Regions from separate parts of the Mus musculus genome. Here region 1 is linked to region 2. Evidence: chromatin contacts called from ENCODE Hi-C or POLR2A ChIA-PET data. All regions are on one chromosome and are shown on one strand. Each heading gives the region's core, a stretch centred on a gene start or an enhancer-like site at or near the end of the contact. The rest is flanking DNA. Distances are from core to core; before and after follow the strand shown.

Region 1 (4,691 bases), core at 389-2,888, 44 kb after region 2:
AATCCAATTAAGCAAGTCACACACTCCAAAAGGGCAACCTCCATCTTATTCAGAGAACGGGACGCTGTTAAGCTGCTACACTAGGAATTCTCTGGGCTTTAAAGCAACTTGCTTCTCTATGGAACCCAGGGCAAGCACATGTTCCAGGCTGTCTTTCTCTTCCCAGAAAGGGGGAGAGTGCGGCCTTCTCAGGAACAAGAGGGCACTCGTGGTGGAGCTAGCCTGATGAACCAAGTCATTATGAGGAAAACTCAATAGCTCTAGACAGGCGATCTTGGCGCCGTATGTCAGTGCCAATGCTTTTAAGCCATGCGATTCTCTTAGGGCGCAAGGAATGTTTCTGCAGAATTGACTTCTTTTTTCCTGATTCTCCATTCTCCAATGGGTGGAGATTGGAAATCTGCAAACTGTGGCTTCAAAAAGGAAATGACAGAGAAATAGAGGAGGAAGAGGAGGAGGAAAAGGAAGAGGGAAAGGGAAGGGAAGGGAAGGGAAGGGAAGGGAAGGGAAGGGAAGGGAAGGGAAGGGAAGGGAAGGGAAATTATTGCACAAAAGCCCAAGAGCGAGTGTGGGCCTAACCTTGAAGCAGAGGGCATTTTAAAACAAGAAAAGTGACCTATAACTAGGTGCCAAGCTCAAGAGTTTCTGAGACTTTCAGAGTTTACCCCAGGACCAGCGCTTTGGAGTCGGTAAGTGGAGAGTTATTTAGTTTAATACACCTGGAGAAGCTGTCACAGAAGAGAAAGCCGCGTCTTCCTCCTACCAGCAAAAATAGCATTCTGCATCAAAGAAAGTTGAGGGAGGAAAGTGTTGCTCTATGAAGAGACCTCACCTCACATAGTCCGTGCGCTTACACGCTGGAGCTAAAGGGGAGCGGAGCCAGAGGCGGATTCCCTGCCCCACACTAGGGCGGTGGGCAACAGCACGGAGTGATTGATGCCAGCCGGGCCGCTTGGCTTGAGCTGGCTTCCCAGCGTTTGACCGCCTGTTCCTGCCAGTGGGAGCATCTCCTGCCCCGGCTCAGGCCGCCTTTCCACTCCTGCCTACCTAGCGCCAGGGGCTGTGACGGCTCCGCAGGACACGCTCCAACCGATGCCCGGGGGAGAGTAGAATCCTGGCTGAGTCATTTCGGAAGAGTCTTTGAACCTCAGTTTCCCCATTGGTAAGTGAAAGAACACCCAAGGGAGGAGGGTCTCTAGAGCTCTACGAGTTAGGTCCTCTTCTATTCCCACTCTCCGCCCGCACCCTACTTCTCCGCCTTACTACTAAAGAGTGGGCTTCTTACCCACAGAGGCGGCTCGGGTCTCCACGCAGAACCACAGAGCGACAGCTAGCAGCGCCTTGCTCTCCATCCTGCACCTCGCGCTGGGCACAGAGCCCAGTTCTCAGGCACAGACTCCTTCTCCGTCCCTGGCCCGCAAAGAAGTCACAGAGGCGGTATGCGCCCCCGCAGCGCAAGACCGGGGAGAGCGCGGGGCACCGGCGCCCTGGCTCCAGCCGCGGCTGCAGCGGTGTCCGCGGAATCGGGTCAGCCAGGTTATCCCGGCTGCGGGACACAGTCTGGGCTTTCAGTCCTGCCGGGTAGCGGTCCGCGCGATCTAAGGAAACACAGCTTACTCTCTTGGGGTCCTGAGGACTCAGGGCAGAAAGAGAGCGCCGGCTACACACTAGCGAATGGGGGCGGGGTCATTACCGGGAGGGGTGGGGACTCCCTGCGTCCGGCCACGCCCCCCACTGGATACCAGGTTTGGGTTTCCCGGTTTCCCACGCCCACTCCCCCACTACCCCGGAACTGTGCCGGGCGGCAAGTCGCATCTGAGAGCAAATCTGGACGCAGCTCGGTTTCTGGTGGAAGTAAAATGTAGCCAGTAATGGGCTCTGAGACACTTGCTGCCCCCAGCAACCTGGGAAGCATCACCAGAAACACGAGGCCCACTGCGCCCTCATTAGGAGCCTGCAAGTGCAGAACTCTCTTCGCCGCTGCACTGAAAGTCCCAAGGGACCAAAAATCCGCCCGCAGTTGGGAGCATGAAGACAAGAACCCCTGAACCTAGATGTACTCGGGGCACAAACTTGCAGTGAGTTGGTCAGTACTTGGAAGTTTTGTTTTATGGTGCTTTGGCCACCGCATCCCCCGCCCCGTCTGAATGTTTTAATTAGAAGATAGGCGCTTATCCAGGTTGCCAACGCCTCTACTGTTTTCTCGTCCATCTGGCAACTTTAAATCGTCCGAAGTTACCTGATTAGCCCTAGAAGACATTTCGGTTGTGAACTCCTGCCTGGCTCGGTCCAGAAAACCCATAGCAAGGAGATGCAGGGAGCTGGCGGTGGTCAGGGCTCCAGGGCAAATGCACAGAGAAGAGCCCCCGGTCCTTCTCCAGTGGCTGCTAGAGTGCTTTTGTCTACCCAGTTCCATGACCACGGTCCCCTACAGTAACTTTGGCCAGGCCCCTTTTCAGAGCTGACCTTTCAGCCAAGATATGCTTGGGGGGAAGAGAAGGGAGAGTTTCTTGCCAGAGGCGCCAGTGTAGGAACAAAGAGGAAACCGGTCCCATGTGAACAGTCCCCCCCCCCCCCCCAGCTATGTAGACTTCAAGTAGCGACTAGAGAGGAACAGCAGCCTTCACCCCTCGTTTTCTTTCCATTCCTTTCCTTCCACGCCTGGGAAATGACAACAAATATCTTGTGACATGTTTTACTCCTGGCAAAAACCAAATGCATTTAGAATGATAGTTTAAAGGACAGTCTTTCAGCCAGACAAAGAGATAAGATTATTGTCTCTACATCGGATCTAAACTACACTGATATGCATGATTAATGATGTAACATGGTGCTTTTCTTTAAAAAAAATAAGGGGGGAAACAGGCATGCTCCTTTATCACGTGCCTAAGCCTCAAGTATGGTGCCAGAAGCAGGTGGCAAACCAGGAGGGTTTGTAAAATCCAGGTTCACTATAAAAACATGTCAACACATAGCGAATCTATATAATAAAATTATACTTGAAGATCTTGGGCATGTTTGGTGTGGGCATCCTCATTTAGCAGAGGCATGCCTGGTCTGCTCACATTTAGCTTTGTTGTATATTCAGCTCCTCACGAATGAAAACTCCGTATGAAGGCTGCTTGGTGTACCTATCGACAGCGTTCTGAAGGTTCTGGCTTGTTCTTTTTATCGGTGTTCCCCTGGGTGTGTGGCCTCTTAGCTAAGAGGTGTATTTACTTGTGAACAGGGTAGAATGTTTAAGGAAACTTCTCTTGCAGAGAGTAAAACAAACTCAAACAAACCTCAGCAAAAGAGCCAAGGAGGGCTGTCAGATCTGGGTAGAGGGAGGGACGATGGATCCTGGATAGGCGAAGGTAGGTCTTCTCCATCCCGGTGGCCAGACAAGGCTTCTCTCGAAGCCTTATTTACAATTCTGGACACTTCCCCTTCTATGTTTTACTTAAGAAGACAGTGTCTCCTCTAATACAAACCAGAACCTGCAGGCCCGTGGTAATCGCCCCATTTAGAATTCTTAGAGGAAACGATGCGTCTTTGATTGGCTATGGCACCCAAATTTAACAGGATCTCAGTGAAATCAGCCTCCTATACTCCCTCCCTCCACACACATAGGGAAATACTTTACACTTGTTTTGGGCCTTTTTTTTTTTTTAAAGACAAGATGTGTTTTAAAAAGGAAGAAGAAAAGGAAAAAAGAGAGGGAAGGAGAGGGAGACGGTTCAGCTTGTGAAGTTTCAGTGCAAGCATGAAAACCTGCGTTTGAGCTTCCAAACTCACATTTTAAAAGGCTCATGTGGTGCCAACCTTGTTATCCCAGCACTGGGGAAGGAGAGATAGGAGGATCCCCAAGGCGCGCCAGCCCAAACGGAGATGAATCAGCTAGTGACCTTCAGGCCAGTAAGAGGCAGTGTCTCCCAGCTGAAGCTCTTGAGAAATGATACTCAAATATACCTCTGGCGGGACCATCAAAACTGGACCTCAACAGAGCAGGAGTGAGTGCGCGTGCGCGCGCACACACACACACACACACACTTGTTCAAGAGCATTCTCTATTTGACACAGACATAGATGAGCAGTAGGAAATGTTATGAGAAGTCCCCAGAAAGATCGCACTTTATAAATTCCAGGAAGTGCTCGCCTGCCGCAAAGGTAGGTGGGAAAGAAGACATCTTTGCTTCTTACACGTTTTTCAAAATAAATGAATAAGTTCATTTTCACAACTACAGTGTGGCGCACTACCCTTCCTTTTCTAGTGGCTGCTGTGGTTTCGGTCATTGCCACCAGTCAGTCACATGCTTGCATGGCACTTCCCCATGTTTGCTTCGTGTAAGTGTTTTCTTAAGTTTCTGTTTAGCAGAGCATGTGACTACCTCGCTGGCAAGGTGGGCTCCGTTTATAAACCGAGCACACTCACGACTCTCAGACTTGGCTAGCCCTCCTGCGTTGTTTCCTTCTCACCATGCCCAAGTTTATTTTACTCTGTGTATGGCTTGTGTCTTTAGGAGGAAAAGAAGGCTCAGTTACCTGGAAGTCAGACTCACTTCGCTTGTTCTGTCAGAGTTCAATTCTACTTTACAGTGTGATGAGTGTTTTAATGACTTTCCATTCTTTATGTGAAGCAGACCAAGTTGTGCTACCTGCAAAGGAAGAATCTTGGTACTGGGGATCTATATACCCATGTACTTTCCTAT
Region 2 (5,370 bases), core at 860-3,359:
ACCCTAAATTTTGGTATTACTTTAGATTTGAGGAGAAGTACTTCATAAAAAAAGCAAATAAAACCCTGAAAGCTATTTTTTTAAAAAAAAAAGATAGCCATATTTGATTAGATAAACATTTCAAACTCTTATATTTAAGAAAACATGTCAGTGAAGTCCAGACACGGTAGTGCATGCCTGCAATCTGCACTGTGGAGATGGAGAGAATAGAACCGGAGCTCTGTGCTATCCTTAGCTACATAGGCAGATAGGGGCCAGCCTGGGCTGAAGACCGTCTTTCCCAAACACAAGAAAATCATGGTCAGCATTGCTAGAGGTGGAGACCCAGGCTAGCACCAGGGATTTGCTTTGCTCTTTGTATTCAGACAAAAGCAGTCCCTCAAAATGTCGATAACGGATCTTACACTCTGACCTTAGCTAGACAGTGAAGTGTTCCTGCATCTGCTCCAGGATCTCACACCAGAGATCTGAGGTTCACTGGGAGGCCACACAACTACACATCCCACGGGCTCGGGATGTGACAAGGACGTGTTTCTGTATGAATTATGATTGTAACGAAGACGAGGCATGGAGCTGTTGTGATAAGATGATAACACTGGGTCTCTTTACTCAGAATACGTTTATTGGTTTATAAAGCATATAAACATTTGATGAAATCATTCCTCCTAAGAACAGAGAACAAGGACACGTAGAACACACTCACATTATACCTGACTCCTCCTCCTCCTCCTCCGTTTGAGATGAGAGAGACGGTAGGGTATATAGCTGCATATTCCATGAAAGGATTCCTTCGAGTTTCTCAAAGTCTTTAACAAAACAACAGCGGCTGCTGAAAGCCTTGTAATCTCTCTAGTGGTACATAATACTGATACAAAAGGTGGGTAGTACAAAGTTCATTATATATAATATAACGTTTTAATATATTACATTTGTTCTACATAACAGACTATAAATAGATGTGCCATAGCATGTTTAACAGTCATTGCTCCCAGCTCTTCACACTATGGTACCAAATGAAAAGAACAGTTTCTTTCTTTCTTTTTTTTTTTAACATAAGCACACAGGCAGAAACCAGTAGACATAGTTTTATAGGTTAAAATTCTAAAGGATACAGTAGATGTTATCATAACCTCGGCTAAAAAGTAATTTCGAAATCTGGCTAGTGATTATCTGGAGAGCAAACCAACCAATTAAGATTTTTCTGCCATCAGGAAGCCACAAAGCTAAAATACTGAGGACTTGGGGGCCTGACAGGAGTGGAGATAGAGGAAGAACACCAGCCTGAGCCTTTACCGCCACTTGACAGAGAACCCTCAGACACTGCCACCAGGGCAGCCACGTGGGTCTCCACCCAGCAGAAACCCTGAGTTTCTGTTCTGTTCTCACAATTCTTCGGCCCCGTCAGGAGCCTCTGCCGACGTTCCTCTCTTTTGGTGTTCTGAATTAAGGCACAGCCTGAGAGATGAGGAAGGAGCAAGCTGCATCATTTCCTTCCTGGGGCCAGGCCAGGAGACACGTAAGAGTCCGGAAGGAACTCTCATTAGGAGTAGGAAACGCCACAGGGAACTCGCCTGTAACCCGACTGTGAAGAGCACGCAAACCTTCCAAAACCAAACCCTGCCGGCCGCCTTTGCGTTTCCTGACAGGCCACAAGCCCACCTCCACCAGAGCCAGCACAATGCATCTGCAGGCTCCAACCGCTCTCCGAGCGAGCTTGCGCCTTCCTTCCTCCCAGTCCACATCCCACACTTAACACTTGGCTCATAGCCCGCATCCTCCACAAAGCCTCCAAGGTAGACAGACTCGGCCCTGGGACATCTCACCCATCCTCAACACACAAAGCATTGCCCATTCGATCCAGTTTCACAGAGGTGCCGTTGCCACTTCTTGGAGGACAGAGCCACTGTTTGAAAGTCTTTTGCTTTAACTGGTAGTGAGACCACAGCAGGGCACATTATATAGGACTTTTAAATGAATGGAAAAGAGAGTAGAGTCAACACATTCTTGGGTCATGGGCATCTTCTCTGGAAATGCCCTGAGGACAAGCTCCTTGCAGTCTGAGGTCCCTCCTCCAAAAATGAAAATCAAATGTGGCTACTTCCGGGTGGTGGAAAGAACAACACTTGAAAATCTAAGCAGCACCTCTCTCGTGATTTCCAGGAGTTGGGGGCGGAGCCGGGACAGGACCACTTCCATTTAAACAGGAGGTGAGCGCAGTGTGGTCCCTGAGTCAGCGTGAACTGCAGCATCCACCATCTTTAAAAGTCCTGCCTCGTCGCTGGAGTACACGGTGGTGTCTGTGTCATCTGAGTGATACCCAGACTGGTAGCCACTGGTCTGGTTGGAGCCTTCCGAGGCCACAGACTCCCTGCTTTTACTGGGCATCATTCCACTGTAGAAGAAACAGCAAGCGAATGAATTAAAAAGGGAAGCCGGCTCATTTGCTTTACACAGTCACCAAAGCCCGAGCTCAAGGAAGTAGAATCCCCTCCAGAGACACTAGCCCCTCTCTCTCATTCCCTAATCAGCCTCAGACAAGGTCTACTCTCAGGTACTGGCATGAGCTAGTAGTCGCAGATAAGTCCTCTTATTCGGGTCCAAGTCTTTCAAGCTTGAGACGAGATAAAAGGCCGTTCTGCTGAGGTATGCAGAGCCCCCAACCAATGGAAGAGTTTTACAGCCTTGACGATTGACAAGTTTGTCTACAGTGATAGAAGTCACAGGGTCTCTTTCATGATATTAAACGATATCGGGATGGTCTAAAAGTTCATTTGTGTTTTTCCTGTTCGGTCACCTAGGGAGCTAAGTGGTCTATAAAAGATGTTAATAAATTTGTAGAGGGGGAGAAAAAAAAAAAAAGCTAGTGTACAGTCAGGCCAGACATGTCAAAAACTGTTTTTTACTCATCCAAACCAAATTCTTTGGACAAATTGGGGGTTCAGTCACTCAGCAGCAACTGGAGAATGTTTCCAATGACATAGTAGTCATGTCAAAGCTAACAAACGTGGGCTGTGTGGACCGAAAAGCTCGGGCTTTGCCCTCGAAGGGGTCTTATTCTTATTATTCATGATAAAAGCCACAGAGAGAGTTTGTTTACTCTGTGTTCAAATACGGTTTCATGTAAGTTCAAAGAACCACAAGTATGTTTCCCCTCCCAGCCCCGCTCTTCACTTCCCACACCAAACCAGTTTGTGTCTCAAACAGAGGCATGATCCTGGCCACCTAATAGCTCTGAGTCACTATTGTTTGAGTCAATGAAAGAAGCATGTGGTTGGTGCCCATGCCTTCTTGCTGGGCCTTAAAGAAAACGGCCAAGTTTACTGTGGCTACTGTTGTTGTATAGACATCACTCAAAAGTCCATAGGGAACCCCACCTCGTACAGCAGCTCTCTGGTGTGTAGATCAAATCTTGGGTTTTCCCTACCTAGAATGAGCCTGCCAGCAAACAAATAACTACTCTTATCCCACTCTTCTTAGAAACATAAAGATTTTTTTAATATTTAAATCAGGTACATTTATTCAAAGCCTATATATACCTGTTGAGTCATAAGGAAGAATGACTCGAATAAATTTAATAGTTTTCCCCCAACTGAAAAGGCAGTGACTCAAAGAATCATATTTAAATATATGAAATAAGTGAATATGTATGTATTTATATATCATCTTTCTTAATTACAGATAAAGCCATCTAAGTACAGGTTTGACAGTCCATCAGAGTCTGCAAAGTCTTCACTCTTCAGGATCATGGTACCTGCTGACATCTTTGCAGTTTGGCCAGGGCCATAGAAGCCACAGGTCACTCTGCTGGCCCGTATCAGTCCCATAGCCTTCACAAATGTAGTCATTAGAAATTGGCCAAATACTCTAACTTGCTTCAGGGTTTTCTTCAGACTCACCAATTTCATGGCTTAGTTTATTTTACCTCTTTATCAAATTGCTAATTTGGAATATTAATGTCATCAACCTCCAAAGGCACCAGAAAAGAAACCACATCTACACTGAATGTCTTTATTATGCCCTTCCAAAAATACGTATTGAAATATTCTTCCTTAGTAGGCTGAGTCTTACCCAAAAGATGGAGATAATTTGTTCCTGTCTTCCAGAGTTTTCAGCTCTTCTGATGCAAGGACCATCCCACTGTCTGTCTGGCTGTCCTTTTTAGGAGACAGTGAAATGACACAGTGAGTGTGCACGTGACCAGCTACTTTAAACTCCTTTCTCAATCCATCTAGCTGACAATAGGACTCAATGTCATGCCAAAGAGGGAAAGGGTATGGCAGCCAGCGACTGTGCAAGCCACAAAGGAAGCAAATGCTTCGAGGAAGTAGACTTGGGCTAAGGAGAGAGGAAAGGTCAGGATGTTGGGGTCTCCTCTCTGCACGGCGACAACATTTGCACTTGAGTGAAGTTGGACACACAGTTAAGACTATCCCAAACCTTGGTCCAGGTGCCTTTCATACGGCAAAACTAAAGATCGACCTCCCCCAGGGCACATATGCTCAAGGACAGCCTTAATAAGGTTCCAAAACTCAAGAGCTTAGGCTAATATTTATCTAGCTAGTATTTCACCCCAAGTATTATCTTTATGACTATTTTTAAAAGATGTACTTACATCTGGGATCACTTTTACTTCTGGTTCCTCCAATGGGATATCTTCAAATGTTTTTACACTCACTGGCCGGCTCTTTCGCTTACTGTTCTGGAGATAATGACTGCAAGAGAACAAATATTTATTTGTATTTGGGTGGTGGTATATTTGGCTGTGGATGCCTCAAGTGATACCTAAGCTCATTATCTTTCAACCACAAGTTGAATAGCAACCTTCAAAACATCCTTTGCTAGAAGAAAAACAAAATTCAAAAAGAATATTTTTTTCTGCTAGCACGCACAGAAGGCTTAATTTCCTGTGAAAGTCCATTTAAAAGTATAATATAACTGAGAAGGGTAAAGGAGACCCTGTGCCTTGGAATTGTGCTTCTGGGGTTCAGTGCTGAACTAAAGACAAGGGCAGCTGACTCAACAGCAGGGCGCTGACTGCATGGAATTCCTCAGGTGATCTCTTGATGTACTGCAGCATGCTTCCCTTTTTCTAGCCATCTCCAAAGAGATGTGTCCTACACAGTATTCACAGGGCATCATGGGTAAGGTATCCTTTGGTATCCCTAGATGCTGGATACTGTGCTGGGCAGTGGTCTCAAGTCAGCTTCTTTCTCCTACATGAACTACAGATCTAAGGCACAGAGGGAGGTGGGCTGGGTCTTACCCAGGCACGCTTTTAGCCCACATGGTTGCTTATTTCAGAAAAGGACAGTGGCTTCAGAGTCTCAAGACACTTTGCATAGCTTTAAGTCTAACCCTGAGTACAGGAAT

The links. Hi-C counts contacts between places; a loop is a spot of excess contacts on that map. ChIA-PET counts read pairs that join two places held with the same protein, here RNA polymerase II (POLR2A).
Region 1: a loop to region 2 is called in a map of heart, with 2.4 times the contacts of the local background. The contact joins the promoter of Kdr here to the enhancer-like site in region 2. A Hi-C loop is called at or near these places in 5 of 37 maps with a recorded cell type or tissue (all heart). POLR2A ChIA-PET finds 5 or more read pairs at or near these places in 1 of 5 experiments (embryonic stem cell).

Annotation. Positions count from the first base shown.
Region 1 is chr5:75,976,817-75,981,507 of GRCm38, forward strand. Kdr (kinase insert domain protein receptor) reads right to left here and starts at 1,639. Exons shown (of 30, transcript NM_010612.3): 1 at 1,286-1,639. The coding sequence starts at 1,352. Gm32727 (a long non-coding RNA gene) reads left to right here and starts at 516. Exons shown (of 3, transcript XR_868500.2): 1 at 516-1,162.
Region 2 is chr5:75,932,227-75,937,596 of GRCm38, forward strand. Kdr (kinase insert domain protein receptor) reads right to left here. Exons shown (of 30, transcript NM_010612.3): 28 at 4,613-4,712; 29 at 4,069-4,154; 30 at 601-2,392. The coding sequence ends at 2,197. Among named protein-coding and RNA genes, the nearest start is that of Gm32727, 42 kb to the right of the region's middle. Within about 2 kb of position 2,110, at least 1 of the 3 ENCODE cell types and tissues checked has a DNase peak (open chromatin) inside an H3K27ac peak, as active enhancers do; it is heart, where a contact is called at or near this core.